Linked DNA regions of Homo sapiens: regions 1 and 2 are each linked to region 3. A link is a loop called in an ENCODE intact Hi-C map of the cell type or tissue named here. Cell type or tissue: mammary epithelial cell. All regions are shown on one strand. Links, peaks and the distances in the headings refer to the core of each region. The heading gives the core; the rest is flanking DNA.

Region 1 (5,521 bases), core at 168-5,167, 220 kb before region 3:
GTCAGTAACACTTTCTTCATTCCTAATGTATGAGAACAATAAGGACATTTTAGCTCCTTTACTCTTCCTTCATTTAGTGACTTCCACATTTCTCTCACATATAACTTATCAATAGATCTTCAGCACTGTGATTTTGGCAATAAACTTACAGGTTTTTGCCCCACTAACACTACCACAAAAAAATTAAGATGTTTAATCAAAAATTGCTATTATATGGATGGTTAAACACACTGTGGTACATCCATATCATGGAATACTACTTGGCAATAAAAAGGAATAAACTATTAGCTGGATGTAGTAGCCCTGTAGTGATCCCCCCTACTCCGGAGGCTGAAGCGGGAGGACTGCTTGAGTCCAGTAGTTTGAGGTTACAGTGCCCTTTTGATAGAGCCTATAAATAGCCACTACACTCCAGCCTGGGCAACAGAGGAAGACTCTATCTCTAAACCCAAAAGAATGGCAAAATTATACAAATAGAGGACATGTACCGGTTGCTGGAGCCTGCAGCGAGAGGGGATGGGAGGGCGGTGGGAGAGATAATGGATGTGGTTCTAAAAGGGCAACAGAGGGGGGTACTTTGGACTGAAGGAACTTGTTCTGTAGCCTAATTGTAGTGGTGCAATCTATACATGGGATAACGCTGCATAGAAGTAAATACAGTCAGCTCTCATTATCCTTGGTGTCTGCATCCATAGGTAAAAACTATTTTTAAAAATACAATAAAAAATACAAATTTTTAAAATACAGTATAACTATATAACAGTAATATTGCATTAGGTATTATAAGTAATCTAGAGATATTTAAAGTATACATTCGCATAGGTTATATGCAAATACTACACCACTTTACATAAGGGACTCAAACACCTGCAAATTTTGGAATCTCGCGGGATCCTGAAATCAACCCCCGACAGATACCAAGGGATGACTGCACCCGCGTGCGCGAGCACTCACACGCGTGTACAAGTAAAGTGGGGAAATCTGAATAAGACTGGTGGATTGTATCAATGTTATAATAATGAACCATGGTTTTGCAAGGTATTAGTGTTGGGAAAACTGAGTAAAGTGCACTGTATTATTCCTTAAACTACGTGATTATTACAGTCTTCTCAAAATTAAAAGTTTGATTTATTTAAAAAGTGCTAACACTTGGCCGGGTGCGGTGGCTGACGCCTGTAATAGCAGCACTTCGGAAGGCCGAGGCGGGCGGATCACTAGGTCAGGAGATTGAGACCATCCTGGCTAACATGGTGAAACCCCGTCTCTACTAAAAAATACAAAAAATTAGCCAGGCGTGGTGGCGGGCACCTGTAGTCCCAGCTACTTGGGAGGCTAAGGCAGGAGAATGGCGTCAACCCAGGAGGCGGAGCTTGCAGTGAGCCGAGATCGCGCCACTGCATTCCAGCCTGGGCGACAGAGCGAGACTCCGTCTCAAACAAACAAACAAAAAAAAGTGCTAACACTTGAGAAAATCTCCATATGAACCAGATATTAGACAATATTAGAGAATGATTGTTATAAGTATACAAGACGATGTCCTTATTCTTAGGAGATGCTTGCTTAAGTATTTAGAGATGAAGTTTTTTGTTTTTGTTTTGAGACAGTCTTCCTCTGTTGCCAAGGCTGGAACTGCAACCTCCACCTCCCGGGTTCAAGCGATTCTTGTGCCTCAGCCACCCTAGTAGCTGGGACTACAGGCGAACACCACCATGCCTGACTAATTTTTGTATTTTCAGTAGAGACAGGATTTCACTACGTTGGCCAGCCTGGTCTCGAACTCCTGACCTCAAGTGATCCATCTGCCTCAGCCTCCCAAAGTGCTGGGATTACAGGCATGAGACACCGTGCCCAGCCTAGAGATAAATTTTACATCTACAACTTACTTTTATACAAATGTATATATACATATACATAGGGAGAGAGAAAGCATATATGGCAAATAAATATAAGTAAAGGTTTATGAGTGTTCCTTGTTCTCTCAACTTTTCAGTTTCATTTTTTTCAAAATAAAGAATTGTGAAAAAGAGATTAAAGATAAATTGCTATTCTAAACTTATGTTACAGTTCTACCTGCACACCAATTAGTCTTTTTAAGGGTTTAAAAGTAACTTTTTTCCTAAAACTATTTTACAGCTCCACCTACACTCTTAGTCTTAAAACAAAACAAAATTCCAGTAAGAATTTCAAGGTAACAGTTTTGCGACACTGCATGTGACTTTCTAATGTTTTTCAAAATGAATTCACTAAATCTGTAGGGCATATGGACACTTTTGTAAAATCAAAGTTAGTTCAAATGGATGATTATTCATTTCTAGAAAAACTGAATCCCCAGAGTTGTTCTACTTTTCAAACAGGTGAAATAAATTATAACTGCGGGGGAAAAGGCTAACACTTTCACACACACATCCCAAATTTTAAAAGTCTTAAATTTGGCAAATACAGTTAATTCTATCATAAGGAAACGTTTGCGTGAAAGGGGGAACCCACATACTAAATGCCAAACAAAAAATGTGCTACAATGTGTTAATTATAGCTCCAAGGCTACAGGACATATTTTACAATGTAAACAGTCCCTGCAAACATCAATGCATTTATGGTTTAAAAAAATACAAACTGCACACATTTGAACCGTAGGGAATAAGTCTGAGCTAGCGTCAACAAAATCCATCTCAAAAGTTCTTATATTCTCATTTCTCTGGTAAGTTTTTGCATGTGTTAATATACTTCAGTGTATAAGAAAAGTCTAGGTCTGCAACGTTTCAACTAAAGACTCAACTTTTTACTTCCTACCGAACCGCCCCCTCGCAATGGGCCCCACCTCCCGAGAAGAGTGACGGGGTGGGGCTGTTTCCCGCTCGGAAACTAAGAAATAAATGCCTCATCCCTACTCCAGAAACGAGAACAACGGAGGCAGAGGAGCTGAAGACTCCAGTATGCAACTGACTACAAGGAGGTAGTCGTTTGAAAAGCTTTCTTTCCTTCTCTGAACTCCTTCTTTCCCTCCTCTCAGGTCATTGGGTGACCCCGGGCCGGGCGGAGACAGGTGAATCCCAAGAGAGGAGGAAGAGGGAGGGACAGATGATGGAGGGAGAACCGCGTTTAGGCAATGAATGAGCCTGCTGCATCCGCACCACCTGTTCCTTCCAAGGGTGCCACCCCGACCTGCCAGCAGGGTTCCCACACCAACCGGGCCGCGACTCCTGCCGGTGTCGCCCACTTGCCCGCCAAAGGCCGGGCCTCTTCTCCCCCAGATCGGGGAGAATGAGAACCGGCAGTCTAGAAGCCGGGAGGTCGGGGCCTAGTCCGGAACCAGGGCCTCAAGCGTGGGGATGGAATGAAGAAGCCTGTGGTCCCTGGCGCGCGGGCCATAGTAGGAACCACAGAGAGGGAGCAAAGCAATGCATTCGGCCTGACGAGAGCTATGAAGGCGGGGTCCCGGGCGGGAGTGGCTCAGTGCCCGCCGGGCCGAGGTTAGGGGTGACAGGCCCGGTTACCGGCTAAATCCTCCCCACCGCTTGCCCGGAGCCTCACACTTACCAAGATCCGCTTGAAGAGCGCATTCTCCTTGGGCGGGAGGCTCACGGCCGGCATCGTTCCGGCTGCTCCCGCTGCTCCCGCCACCACCCGGCTCGGTCAGTCAGTTTGTCCGACCGCCGCCGCTGCCGTTCCGTAGCTGCTTCAGCCTTGAATATCTCGATCCGCCGCCACCACCAGGCCTCGGGTGTCGCCGCGTTGCCCTACCCGGACACCTCCTTTTTCCTCGTTGTCTTTTTTCCTTTCTCACTTAACGCTGCCGCCGCCTCCCCCACTACGGGTCTCCGTCGGCGGTTCACGTGGTAACTGAACAGACCGACAGAGGCAGCCAAAATGGCGGACGCGGAGGGTTTTCCCACCCGGGTCACGCTTCCTAACACGCAGGCGCGGTGACCTCCTTTCCCCACCTCCTCTGGGTTTCGGAGCTTGCCGGGAAACCTGGAGGCTGGCCTGCCTGTGGAGGCCGGGAGGGTCGGGGCAGGCCCCGCCCATCATTTCAGTGCGTGGTACCCTCGAAGCGCCCGCGGAGCTACGGGAGGCTAGGCAAGTACGGTTCAGACCGCCTCCTCATCAAAAACAGCCTCTCTGGCGCCTTCCTGCTAGATCGACCTTTCATTCCTTGGAAAGAGTCTCGCACACTGTGTGATCATCGTTTGAGCCCAAAGTGCTAAAATACAGGTGTAGGTGTTTGAGAAGCGCTGTAGTTGATTATGGACGAAATGCCTAATTTAAGGAGCAGAGGCGGAGTGGAAAATGAAAAAAGCTTCACCGCAGTGGAGACTTGTTAACAGCCCTGGGGAGAAAGGGGCTTAACAGAGTCTGGAAATCGTGAAAGAGCTTGACCGATGAAATGGGCCTGGCTGTCGTATCGGTAATTTGGTGAATGTTGCTTAAGATCAGCCTGGAAAGGTAGTTAGTCAGATCCGAAGTGACATATTTGCACTGCCAAAGGAGGCTCTGGAGGTTAAAGTATGTGTTTTAATTTCGTTGTTGAGGCCATATAATGCAGAGTTGACGGACCGACCTTATGAGTCACCTTGGAGCGGAGTAGTGGAGACTTAAAGACAGACTACCCTGGAGCTGGCTTCAAACTAGTTCTTAATATTGTGACTCGAACTCCCCATCCCCAGAAATTCTCAGATCTTAGAAGCCAAAGACTGGCAAGGATACTAGAGGGAACTACTCGAGTAGGCGAGGTCAGACTACATACCGAATAGGAGTCCTTCCAAAAATGTAAGTCATTTCATTAACAGCTGACCGTAAAACTTTTTCAAAGTGGCATTCCATTGATCTAAAAATTTTCAAGTTATATGAGCCACTTTTAACCTTTGGTTTTTGATTACCTCTTTCCAAATCCTGATTTCACTCTGTAGCATTCTTTGCATCATGAATTATTAAACAATATGTGCGTGTTTTTTACTGTTTTAAATTTATTTGCAAAGATATTTTAATTTTCAAACTTCTCTTAACTGTCCCTGAAAGGTGTGAGTTGAGATACATGTTTCCCAATATAAACTTGGGTTTTGTAGCTGCTATATTGATTGTCCTCGCCCTTCACCGGGGTCATAAATAAGGTTTTTAACAGTCAAATCCTGGAGTTTCCTTAAATTCTGTGATCTCTCTTCAAAAGTTTGAGAAAAATCATATATACAGGAAACTATGTTTCAGTTTGAAATATGGCCAGTATTTTAACCTTAACTTTATAAAACTAAGAACAAGCTTATAATTCATTTTTAAGCTGTTACTTAGTAATAACCTGCAAAATTCACTGCCCCAAGAGATCTTTCAACTGTCTGAACTATTGAAAGACAGAAAAAATAGTCTAAATGCAGTTGATAGTTTTAGCTTGGATTTCCAAATCTCTGGCTTCATATCCAAATTTCTGGCTTCATATCCAAAAATCCCTACAGCAATACTATTTGCTATAGTTCTCTAAATTTCTCCTGTAAAGAATATTCTATTTTCCTTCAGAGGAAGAAAATTTCTG
Region 2 (5,521 bases), core at 370-5,369, 130 kb after region 3:
GCTCCAGTGATTCTCCCACCTTGGCCTCCCAAAGTGTTGGGATTACAGGTATGAGCCACTGCACCCAGCCCCATTGTTTTGTTTGCTACAGGGGAGAGTCCAGGTTTTGTGGGGCCTGAAGCTTATGGAATTTGGAGTTCCTTTTATAGAAAAAATACAAACAGAAAATTAGGTAAGGAAGCACATATTTATTTGGAATGAGAATAGAAGAAATTGTGTAAGTAAGGGGACCTGAGCATGAATTTCCTTAGCTTTGAGGATAATCTGCTTCTGCTGATCATGAAAATTTTATATTTTATCCTGGTGCTACTGTATGCCTTGCAAATATGACAGCCGGGCTGCACTGCGAAAGGTTGTTACTGTGTGCCCTACAAGGAGGGTTGTAGGATCCGCCACCTGTCTTGTACTCATCAATAGCTAGATGTGGAGTAGATTCAAGTGAATGGAATAACTAGCTTTCTCTTTATTTCCCTGAGACAAGTAATTGAGCCTTCTGTCCAGTCTAGACCCATTTTATCTGTTACCTCACACTGTGTAAATCTTCAGTAAATATAACTGGGCTATTCTTTGTGTGTGAAGTTAATGCATTTATACATGTGCCTTTGGGTGTTTTTCTAGCAGGATTGGTGTGTTTAAATTGCTTGTCAGTCTTTTGGCTCTAGGGTAGGAACAACAAGCACAAACATAAAAATCAAAAAGAATTGCCTTTCAGTAAATGTCCTTTCTGGAGAAAAAGCAGTGCGGGATGGGTAGGATAATTAACAAGCTCCCTCTGGAAGCCAGAGACTTATGCTGTTTGCCTTTGGGACTGATAATGTCTCAAGGTTTATCCATGTTTTAGCTTGTGTCAGAATTTTCTTCCTTGACCAGTGCTGGCCACCATCCCCTTCGTGAGTTCCTGTGGTCATGTCAATGGCTGGATGGTGATGGGGACTGAAGAGCAGAACAACACCCTGGGAGTCAGCTATTACCAGATTGGCTGGATTCACTTTCAGTTGTAAAAAATTCCCTGGCAAATGGACAAAGTCAAAAGTGCAGAAGGGGAATTCTTCCTGGGGAGTTTCTGGGAAGAAAAACATTCATTTTTCCTTACAAAGTCTTAATTGTAGAACTTTCCCCTTCTTCTGACTCATATATAATTGCAATAGCAGATCGGAACTTCAAAATGTTTGTGGGTTACATTTATTCTCAGGCTGTCTTTAAACCACAAGACATAATTTTGAAATATTAAGAACAGTCATGATGTAATTTTTATATTTAACCCCAGAAATGTTATTTGAGAAGAAATAGAGTGGTTGAGGAGTAAAGAACTATTTCAAGCACCAGATTTCTTAAATTATTTCTGGTTTCAGCTACTGTGGGTTGTAAATAAATAAATCCCTCAACTAATGAATAATAGGGCTATAAGACTGGGCTCTAGAAAAGAAATTACGGACTGGGCACGGTGGCTCACGCCTGTAATCCCAGCACTTTGGGAGGCCAAGGCAGGCGGATCATCTGAGGTCAGGAGATCAAGACCAGCTTTGCCAACTTGACGAAACTCCATCTCTACTAAAAAACACAAAAATAAGCTGGGCATGGTCATGGGCGCCTGTAATCCCAGCTACTCTGGAGGCTGAAACAGGAGAATCGCTTGAACCCAGGAGGCAGAGGTTGCAGTGAGCCAAGATTGCACCACTGCACTCCAGCCTGGGCAACAGAGCAAAACTCCGTCTCAAAAAAAACAAAAACAAAAACAAAAACAAAAACTGAAAAGAAATTACGGCTTCACCCAGTTATAGAAGCAATGAAGCCATGTGTGTACATTGGAGGAACAGCTTTTTGTTTTTTTTTTGTTTGTTTGTTTGTTTTTTGAGACAGAGTCTCGCTCTGTCACCCTGGCTGGAGTGCAGTGGCATGATTTTGGCTCACTGCAACCTCTGCCTCCTGGGTTCAAGCAATTCTCCTGTCTCAAGCCTCCCTAGTAGCTGGAATTACAGGTGCCCACCACCACGCCCAGCTGATTTTTTGTATTTTTAGTAGAGACAGGGTTTCACTATGTTGGCCAGGCTGGTCTTGAACTCCTGACCTCGTGATCTGCCTGCCTTGGCCTCCCAAAGTGCTGGGATTACAGGTGTGAGCCATTGCACCCACCTGAGATGAAGTTTTGCCATGTTAGCCAGGCTGGTCTTGAACCCCTGGCCTCAAGTGATCTGCCCGCCTTAGCCTCCCAAAGTGCTAGGAGTACAGGTGTGAACCACCTTGCCCGGTCACAGAAACATTTTTATCTACAGAAAAGAATGAAAACAACAACAACAACAAAGAAAAATGTTCTGTGATTCTACTACCCAGAAATAATCTCTGTAAACTTTTAGGTTAATGTTTATGTGTATTTACGTTCAGTGTCTGACATAGATAATAATTTTTACATAAAAACATATAATTTGAAAATTTAGAGAATATGCCAAATAGTAGACCCTCTGCATTCAAAAATGTAACATTCAGAGGTGTGAATATTTTTAGCAATGTGGAAGGTCTGTGACATGTAGAAACACAGTTTTGCTGACAGGCTGGTGGGCAGGACTGAGTCACCTGGCTGGTGAGTCAGGTAGTGGCTGCCATCTCAGTTTGGCTTTGCTGAATTCTAGCTGCCATCTCAATTTGGCTTTGCTGAATTCTAGAGGGGAAGAACTCTAATTGATGATTTGTGACCAAGTGTGCTTAGTGCCTCCCAACATTCCTTCTTCCCTTCTTCATTGGTATGACATGTTGTTGCCCAACTGAAAAAATACATTCCTAAATTCTTTTGTAGGTAAATATGTGACTTAATTTTGGCCGATGAGACCTAAACAGAAGTATCACAGCTCCTGGAGAAATGTTCTTTTTCCATTTCTTCTGGGTGGAATATAGTTGCAATAGCTGGAGCTCAGCGCCCACCTTGGATCTTGAGGATGAGCATATAACATAGGGAGGGCCGACTGTGAGCTGAAAGGATACTGGTCCCTGACAATTTTGTGGAGCCACCATACCAGTCCTGGGATGCCTATTCCTAGATTTCTTTTACATGAAAGAGAAATACATTTCTATCTTATTTAAGCCACTGTAAAAAAATTTTGTTTTGGTCCTTATATTTAGCTAAACTTAATCCTAACTAATATAGGCTTGCTTGTGCTATCATCTATCTAACGTGGGAAGTTGTTGACTCACCTGTGGGAAAACTAGGGCAAAGTGATGTCATTGTGGAAGATGGAGCCAGGAGGCATCCTGGCCTTGGTTTAATGTGTATTCATGTCTGTTCTTGCCATGTGCTGTCTTCTAAGACTGAGGTCCTGTGGACACCTGTAAGCACAGCTCTAAAGCTGGGCCTTACTCTGTGTCATTAGGGTGGGTTGAGATTGGGGTGAAATCCTCCTGCCTCATGGGGAAGGCCTGTATTGGCCAGGAGGAGTAGCAGTGAAGGACAACTAGAAGAGGAAGGAATCCACACAGGTATTTCCTCTAAGGTAGCTGTTTTTAAAGTATGTCTGGGGACACTTGGGATTCCCCAAGACTCCTTCACAGAGACCATTGGGTCAAAATTATTTTCTTTCTTTTTTTTTTTTTTTTGAGACAGAGTCTCACTCTATCACCCAGGCTGGAGTGCATTGGTGCAATCTCAGCTCATTGCAACCTCCACCACCCAGGTTCAAGTGATTAGCCTGCCTCAGCCTCCTGAGTAGCTGGGATTACAGACACGTGCCACCACTCCCAGCTAATTTTTGTATTTTTAGTAGAGACGGGGTTTTGCCATGTTGGCCAGGCTGGTCTCAAACTCCTGACCTTAAGTGATCTACCTGCCTCAGCCTCCCAAGGTGCTGAAATTACGGGTGTGAGCCACCGTGCCTGGCCAAAATTATTTTTGTAATAATACTAACACATTACTTACCTTCCCCCAAAATTTTGAGAACTGCTATTCTACTTCTACCTTAAAAAGAGGTCATTTCAAACACACTGACACACACCACCTGCTAAGAACAGCAGCTGAAGATAGTTGTTACATCAGCAGGTTGGGAATGATTCTGTCTAATGACTCTCTTACTAGGCTCTGTAATCCCTGGGGAAGGAGGAACCAAGAACCTGAAGGGAAGGGGAAAGAGTTCCAAACCTGGGGAGGTAGATGTTATGGGCTGAATTTTGCCCCCACCAAATTCATATATTGAATTCCTAATCTCTAGTACATTAGAATGTGACTTTATTTAGAGATAGGGCCTTTAAAAAGGTAATTAAGTTAAAATGAGATTATTAGGGTGGGCCCCAGTTCAGTATGACCAGTGTCCTTATAAGAGATTAGAGGGCCAGGTGCAGTGGCTCACGGGCTGGGCACAGTGGCTCATACCTGTAATCCCAGCACTTTGGGAGGCCAAAGTGGGCAGATCACGAGGTCAGGAGTTTGAGACCAGCCTGGCCAGCATGGTGAAACCCCATCTCTATTAAAAATACAAAAAAAATTTAGCCGGGCATGGTGGCACACGCCTGTAGTCCCAGCTAGTCAGGAGGCTGAGGCAGGAGAATTGTTTGAACCTGGCAGGCGGAGGTTGCAGTGAGCCGAGATTGCGCCACTGCACTCCAGCCTGGGCGACAGAGCGAGACTCCATCTCAAAAAAAAAAAAAAAAAAAAAAAGAGATTAGGGCACAGACGTATATATAGAGAGAACAATGTGAAGACACGGGGAGAGGGCCGCTGTCTGGAAGCCAAGGAGAGAGGCTCAGAAGAAACCAGCCCTGCTGACGCGTTGATCTTGGACTTCTAGCATGCAGCCTGTGGCATTTTGTTATGGCAGCACTAGAAAGTATGGTGGTTTTTTCCCTAACACCCTGCAGAGAGCTGGAGGGGAGAGGAAGAAGGTAGGTCTGCTCGTTAGAGAATTTTTCCACTTTCTATGGCTTTCCACCCACTCTGGCTGTTTTACTTGAGTGACTCTGATGGCTGCGACTCCTTATTTGGAATATTTACATTATCAGTTCCCTAGGGTTTGAAAAAAGTTCTGTAAAGTTAAATGGAGAAACTTTAAAGCAGTCATTTAAAGTGAGTGAATAGGGCCCTAAGAGGGAATCTTCTCCAACTCCTTCATTTTACAGACGCCAGGTGTGGTTGCTCCAGGCTGCAGCCAGGGTAGCTGGCTAGAGTATTGCTTCCCAGTGACGAAGTGCGCAGAGCCCCTGCCCTCGGGTGCTTCCCACCTATCTGGATGTTTGTAAGGCTTTGTAGGCCAAAGGATGGCTATGTCTAGGGTAGGAGAGGAAGCAAGAACCCTAGGTGTACTTTTTTCTGTCTGTCCCCTCTTTTCTTCTCACATTCCCTCCAGATTAGAAGAAGTGAGCTCCTTTATGTCTTATCCTTTCCTACAAGAAGCATCACAGCTGAGTTTGGGTGATCAACTATTCCAGTTTGCCCAGGACTGAGCTCAGTGCTAAAACTGAATAGTCCTGGCTGGGCACGGTGGCTCATGCCTATAATTCCAGCACTTTGGGAGGCCAAGGCGGGCGGATCATGAGGTCAGGG
Region 3 (5,521 bases), core at 205-5,204:
ACAACTGAAAAGAAATAGGAAGAAACAAAAGTCAGACAGTTTACTATCATGAAAATCAAACGAAGGGAAGGATTTCAATAAAGGGGTAGTCAACAATATTTGGAGAAGTAGTAAGATGGAGACTGAGAAGAGGTCACTGGATTTGGCAATTAAAAACTCAGTATTGACATTTGAAGAATTTTTCAGTGGGTAGAGTTCAGAAAGTATTGTAAGAAAGGAAGAAATTGGTTAATCTAAATATTCCTTTTGGAATTAAATGAGATTTGACTAGTATATTTTCAGTTAAAATTTTTATTGTAATTTTTTTTTTTTTTTTTTTTTTAGACAGAGTCTTGTTCTGCTCCCAGGCTGGAGTGCAGTGGCGTGATCTCAGCTCACTGCAACCTTCCTCTCCTGGGTTGAAATGATTCTCCTGCCTCAGTCTCCCAAGTAGCTGGGACTACAGGCATGCGCCACCACACCCAGCTAATTTTTGTATTTTTAGTAGAGACGGGCTGTCACCACCTTGGCCAGGCTGGTCTCAAATTCCCAACCTCAGGTGATCCACCCACCTAGGCTCCCCAAAGTGCTGGGATTACAGGCGTGAGCCACTGTGACCAGCCTAAAATTTTTCATAAACACGCTAAACAAGAATTATATATGGGTCCTTGTAAAGTTTCACAAGAATTGCAAATTTTTTTTCCCAGTGTATTCAAGATACTACATATTCTTTGATGATAATAAACAACTCAAACCCTTGAAATGAGTTGTCATAAATGTCGTTTAAACTATAGAGATCATTAACTATTCTAACTCATGTACATTTGGGTGCTTAATAGATGCTATTTTAAAAAGTTGTTTGTGGCCTGGCGTGGTGACTCACGCCTGTAATTCCAGCATTTTGGGAGGCCGGGGAGGGCGGATCACGAGGTCAGGATATCGAGACCATCCTGGCTAACACGGTCAAACCCCATCTCTACTAAAAATACAAAAAATTAGCCGGGCGTGGAGGCGGGCGCCTGTAGTCCCAGCTACTCGGGAGGCTGAGGCAGGAGAATGGCATGAACCCGGGAGGCGGAGCTTGCAGTGAGCCGAGATCGCGCCACTGTACTCCAGCCTGGGCAACAGAGCGAGACTCTGTCTCAAAACAAAAACAAAAACAAAAACAAAAAAACGTGTTTGTCTAACACCCATTAGAAGAGACTAGCTGCAGGGCTGGGCACAGCAGATCATGCCTGTAATCCCAACACTTTGGGATGCCAAGGACGGAGGATTGCTTGAGGCAAGGAGTTGATGACCAGCCTTGATAACATAGCGAGACCCTGTTTCTATAAATGAATGAATTACTGAATTAATTAATGACTAGCTGCAATACTTAGCTGACAGTCTTCTAAGAGTAGCTGCTAATAATTGGACAGAATGGTTTGTCTAGTATAAATCATAAAGTGAAGAATCAACAAGTCTCAAGGAGAGCCTGGCCCAGGGATAAGTTAAAATGCAAAAAACATGAACCTAAGTCAGATCACACCTAAGCTAAGTATGTATCAAAAACAGTAAATACTGGACCCTTGTCAGAAGATTTTCATGGTTCATGCCTCAAAATGAATGCTATTGTACATATGACAGAAGGACTTACAATAAAATTACTTTTAGGAGTTATGATCCTCCTAACTCCTAAAAGGAATCTAAAATTAGCCATAGTCCTTTTCCTCTGAAAAAATAAACATTTCATTAACAAAAATTTGCCTCTTTGAACCCCTATTAAAAATTTATGCCTTATGAAGGCTTTTATAATTATAAATAATTTAACATCCTTGGGTGGTAATTATACCCACTGTATATACACCCTATTATTTAATTTCATATATAAGCAGTCTTGTGTATCATATTGTCTCTAAGACTTTCACCCTTGGTGGGTGGGGAGTTCTATATGAATTGAGAAGGGTTAATTTCTTCCTTTTGTTATATAATTTAGTGCTACCAGCTTAATAAGCACCTATAACAGAAACTTGCTTAAAGTAAGTACTGGATAATAATTTGTTGAATAAGTGAATTAGTTTATGACGGTTCGAAGATCTTCATTTTAATAATATTTTATAAAACCTGACTATTAAATAAATCAGTAACATAAAAAGCTCAAATAGACATTTAAGCAGTAGTATAAAATATATGAAATAATTCATCTTTTTTCTTTGTACATCTGTAGACTGCACTTCTGTAACTATTGTCTATTTTCTGATGTTGACAGACCAAGCTTTACTTGGTGCTCCTAAACTATATGATTCCAGCTTGTTGTGCTTCACAGACATATTTTTCTTACGGTTTTCTTGACCCTGTTTTTTCCCTAAACATGCTCAAGGTACCAACTTTGAATTTCATTGTTTAGTTGTATGAGAAAAACTTGACAGCTTGGCCTCTTCCTATTCTCTCATTCACTTCTCAAAACTTTTTTCTTCCATTTTTCTCTTTTAACTTCCCATTGCTTTACCTTTGACATTAAAAAAAATCAACCATTTTGCAGTTTATCATACTATAAATATAATAGTAGTAAAATGGATTTAACTTTTTTTATAACTTCTAAATTTTATAGAAGACTGTTTTGTAAGAGTTTTGACCTTGAAGTAACAAGACACTTTGTAACCTTTGTTAAGTAACTTCTTGGGGCCTCAGTTTCCCAATGTGTAAAGTGAAGGAGTGGACTAACTGTGGTTCTCTAATAACTAGCTGGAGTGCAGTGGTGCGATCACAGCTCACTGCAACCCGAAACTCCTGGGCTCAAGAAAATGGCCTGCCTTAGACTTGAGTCGCTAGGTGCACAGGCCCACCACAATGCCCAGCTAAGGATGATGCTTACTTTAAATTGATTGGCAATAAAATATAAAAGCTACCATGTCCCATACATGGCAGGTTTACCTAATTCAAGAAAGAGATCCTTATTTAAAGAGGAGTTGTACTTTGGAAATAGCATGTAGGTTCTTTTTTTGGGAGAGTGAGGATCATGGTGATAGGGGTAGGGTAAAAGGACCAAGAGAATAAATGAATATTAGGAGAAATGAGAAAAAATAGTCATGGGCTATGTAAATCCATTCTGATGCTGCACTCATGTTGGGCAAGCTTTTATAAGATGATATCGCATTAATATTACCACTGAAAACATTTTTTTCTCTACACAGTTCAGTCAATTCGGATCATAAAAATTGTCACCTTGTTATTTTAAATTTGTAATGCCAGATCTTTTTGTTTATTCAGCAAATACTTATTGAGCACTTACTCTGTAGGAGGCACTGTTCCTTTATGTAAGTTTTGTGTGCAGACAACTTTAGCATAACCCTTTGTTTCAAACAATTTATGTATTATTAAATTCTGAAACCAGGGAAGCATTTTAATGAAGCGTTATTCGTCATTATATTGGTTTGATTTCCTGTGTTCAGTAAATTTATAGTCATTAAATTGGCGATTTATCTCCCTTGTCCATTGTATTTTAATATGTATTTGTAATTAGGTTAGTTTTCAGCAAGAATTACTTTTTTTTGAAGTAAATGACAATATAAATTTGTTTCCAAGTGAGCCAAACAGAAATGAAAGGGTACATGAATTTCATGATTAGCATATTGGGGGAGTCTCATCTCCAGAGGTTGGTGTGTTCTGTTTACTAAATACCCGTTTAATGTGCTCTTTGACACTTCTGTTAAGGGAAAAGGACGAAGTTGGTCTCAGAAAGTAGTTGGAAACTCCTTATTTTCCAAGTAATGCTTTCAGAATATGTTCTAGGTATGACTTTGTTGGTGTTCCTGTCTTAAAAGTGCAGATGTTTCAAGTGAACTGGTTACATGTTGCATAAGGTTTGAAAAAGCCAAAAGAAGTTAAATAGCCACCTTTATTTACAGCTGCAGGACTAGGTATTAGATTGCTTCCAGGAAGAAAATATGATTAATGGCTCTTTTCCAGAGGGGGGACAATTGCAGACTTTTCTTCCGCAGAGCGTGAAATGTGCCTCTTCCTGCCGAGGGGCTGTGTCCTCGCGCGGCTCCCGGAGCCGTTTCCCAGCCTCAGGTGTCTCTCGCCGCAGGCTGCGGCCGCTCTCTGGAGCAAGCGTCCGGGACTTCCTGTTTGGGCGCGGGGCGGAAGGATCGCGTTGCCAGCTGCGGCGGCCGCCACAGCCACAGCCGCCGCCGCCGCCGCCGCCGCCCCTGCCCCTGCCGCCCCTGCCCCTGCCGTTAGGTGGTGGGGTTTCTCAGCCCGGCGGCGGGAGGCGGGCCGGCCTCGGCTTCCTGTCGGAGGACGCGCAAGGATCCGGGCGTCGGAGTGTGTGCGAGTGCGTGAGTGTGTGTCGGTCGCACGGCGTGTGTCTCCGGCCGCGGGTTCCGCCTCCTCCCCTGCCGCCGCTGCTCACGGTGTAAGTCAATGTGAAGCAGCAGCTCCAGCCCCGGGATAAACATGGCGACGTCTCTGCATGAGGGACCCACGAACCAGCTGGATCTGCTCATCCGGGCCGGTAAGGACAGGGGAACTTTTCTCCCGTGCATCGGTGCAGCAGGAGAGGGGGTGCACAGAAGGCGGGGTGACTCCCCTGTAGCAGTCTGTGCTGGGGGTACAGTGTCCACCTCACAGTCACTGGGGCGGCTGGGGGAAAGGGGGGAGTGAATGAAGTAATGGAGGCGACGAATCAGGAAGTGATCACCTTGGAGAGTAACCTGCCTCGAATCCGGCGCTGTCGCTTCAGGGTGGGTTCGGCGAGCAGCAGCAGCAGCTGCCGGGCTGAGCGCTGGCAGCGGGTGCTGGAGAACGGAGCCGCGGTTAAGTTGGGCACTCGGGGGCGGACGAGTTGTGCGCTTCACCCCAGTTGCTGAGGAACCAGGAAGTGAGTGAGGCTGTTGTCTCTCGGCTGCGCCTGCCACGCTGTCTGGCCGGAGAGGCCGCTGCTGCCCGCGTTCGGGGGCGGCGGGCTTCTCCGGCGAACGCTCGCCACCCCCGCTCGGTTCTCCCTTCAGACTTCGTCCACAATTCCATGACTTCCGCATGGACCAGGCAGCCAGGGGCGATGTCCGGTGGACCGATACCCGCCAAAAAAAAATGCTCTGACCCTCCCTCCTCCGCACATTCCCACCTTATGCAGTCTCAGGAGTAACGGTCCTGGACAGGGTCACTTAATAATGTTGAGTAACCGGGATGATGTTTCAGGGGCCCGCCTCCCTTTGCTCATTTAACGGGTGGCTGCGAAGAAACTAGGTTTATGCCCCTTCCCTCGTGGGTTGTTTTTTTAGGGGGAGAATGGGAAGAACACGGAATATATTTGTACCCCTGACCTGGAGGGTTGCGGCGTCAGAGAAGAACATTTATTTTTGTAAACAGTGGGTGAATGTTAAGGAGCGAGGCGGGAGGGAGGGAGTCTTGGCCCTAGGGAAGTCTCAGCACGGAATTGCCCCCTTCCCCTCTACCCCCCCCCAAACCTCCCACCACAGCGGAAGCGCCTCGGAAAGGACAGAACGGACGGGATTGACAGGCCTCTGGTTCCAATCTGCTCTCTGAGGTGTTCCAAATT

What was found. Peaks named below come from ENCODE experiments on the same cell type or tissue, not always from the same donor. Only the 100,000 strongest peaks of a DNase experiment are listed, where the experiment ranks them.
Region 1: it touches region 3 in a loop (6-fold over the local background); 74 of 110 quality-filtered maps call a loop at or near these places.
Region 2: it touches region 3 in a loop (2.3-fold over the local background); 2 of 110 quality-filtered maps call a loop at or near these places.

Annotation. Positions count from the first base shown.
Region 1 is chr4:139,299,848-139,305,368 of GRCh38, reverse strand. NDUFC1 (NADH:ubiquinone oxidoreductase subunit C1) reads left to right here and starts at 2,892. Exons shown (of 6, transcript NM_001184989.2): 1 at 2,892-2,953. NAA15 (N-alpha-acetyltransferase 15, NatA auxiliary subunit) reads right to left here and starts at 3,864. Exons shown (of 20, transcript NM_057175.5): 1 at 3,538-3,864. The coding sequence starts at 3,591. RefSeq lists enhancers at 3,814-3,873, 4,354-4,473. In mammary epithelial cell, for the core only: a CTCF peak has its summit at 3,183; DNase peaks (open chromatin) are centred at 2,968, 4,028 and 4,538; H3K4me3 peaks cover 3,015 bases; H3K27ac peaks cover 2,920 bases.
Region 2 is chr4:138,949,695-138,955,215 of GRCh38, reverse strand. The region is part of intron 2 of LOC105377448 (a long non-coding RNA gene); the gene reads left to right. Among named protein-coding and RNA genes, the nearest start is that of NOCT, 63 kb to the left of the region's middle. In mammary epithelial cell, for the core only: no CTCF peak of the experiment used is centred there; DNase peaks (open chromatin) are centred at 1,035, 2,575 and 3,255; H3K27ac peaks cover 2,448 bases.
Region 3 is chr4:139,083,086-139,088,606 of GRCh38, reverse strand. The region is part of intron 4 of ELF2 (E74 like ETS transcription factor 2); the gene reads left to right. Among named protein-coding and RNA genes, the nearest start is that of NOCT, 70 kb to the right of the region's middle. RefSeq lists a silencer at 4,045-4,174 and an enhancer at 4,405-4,794. In mammary epithelial cell, for the core only: CTCF peaks have their summits at 3,254, 4,232 and 4,905; DNase peaks (open chromatin) are centred at 4,316 and 4,826; H3K4me3 peaks cover 1,687 bases; H3K27ac peaks cover 1,966 bases.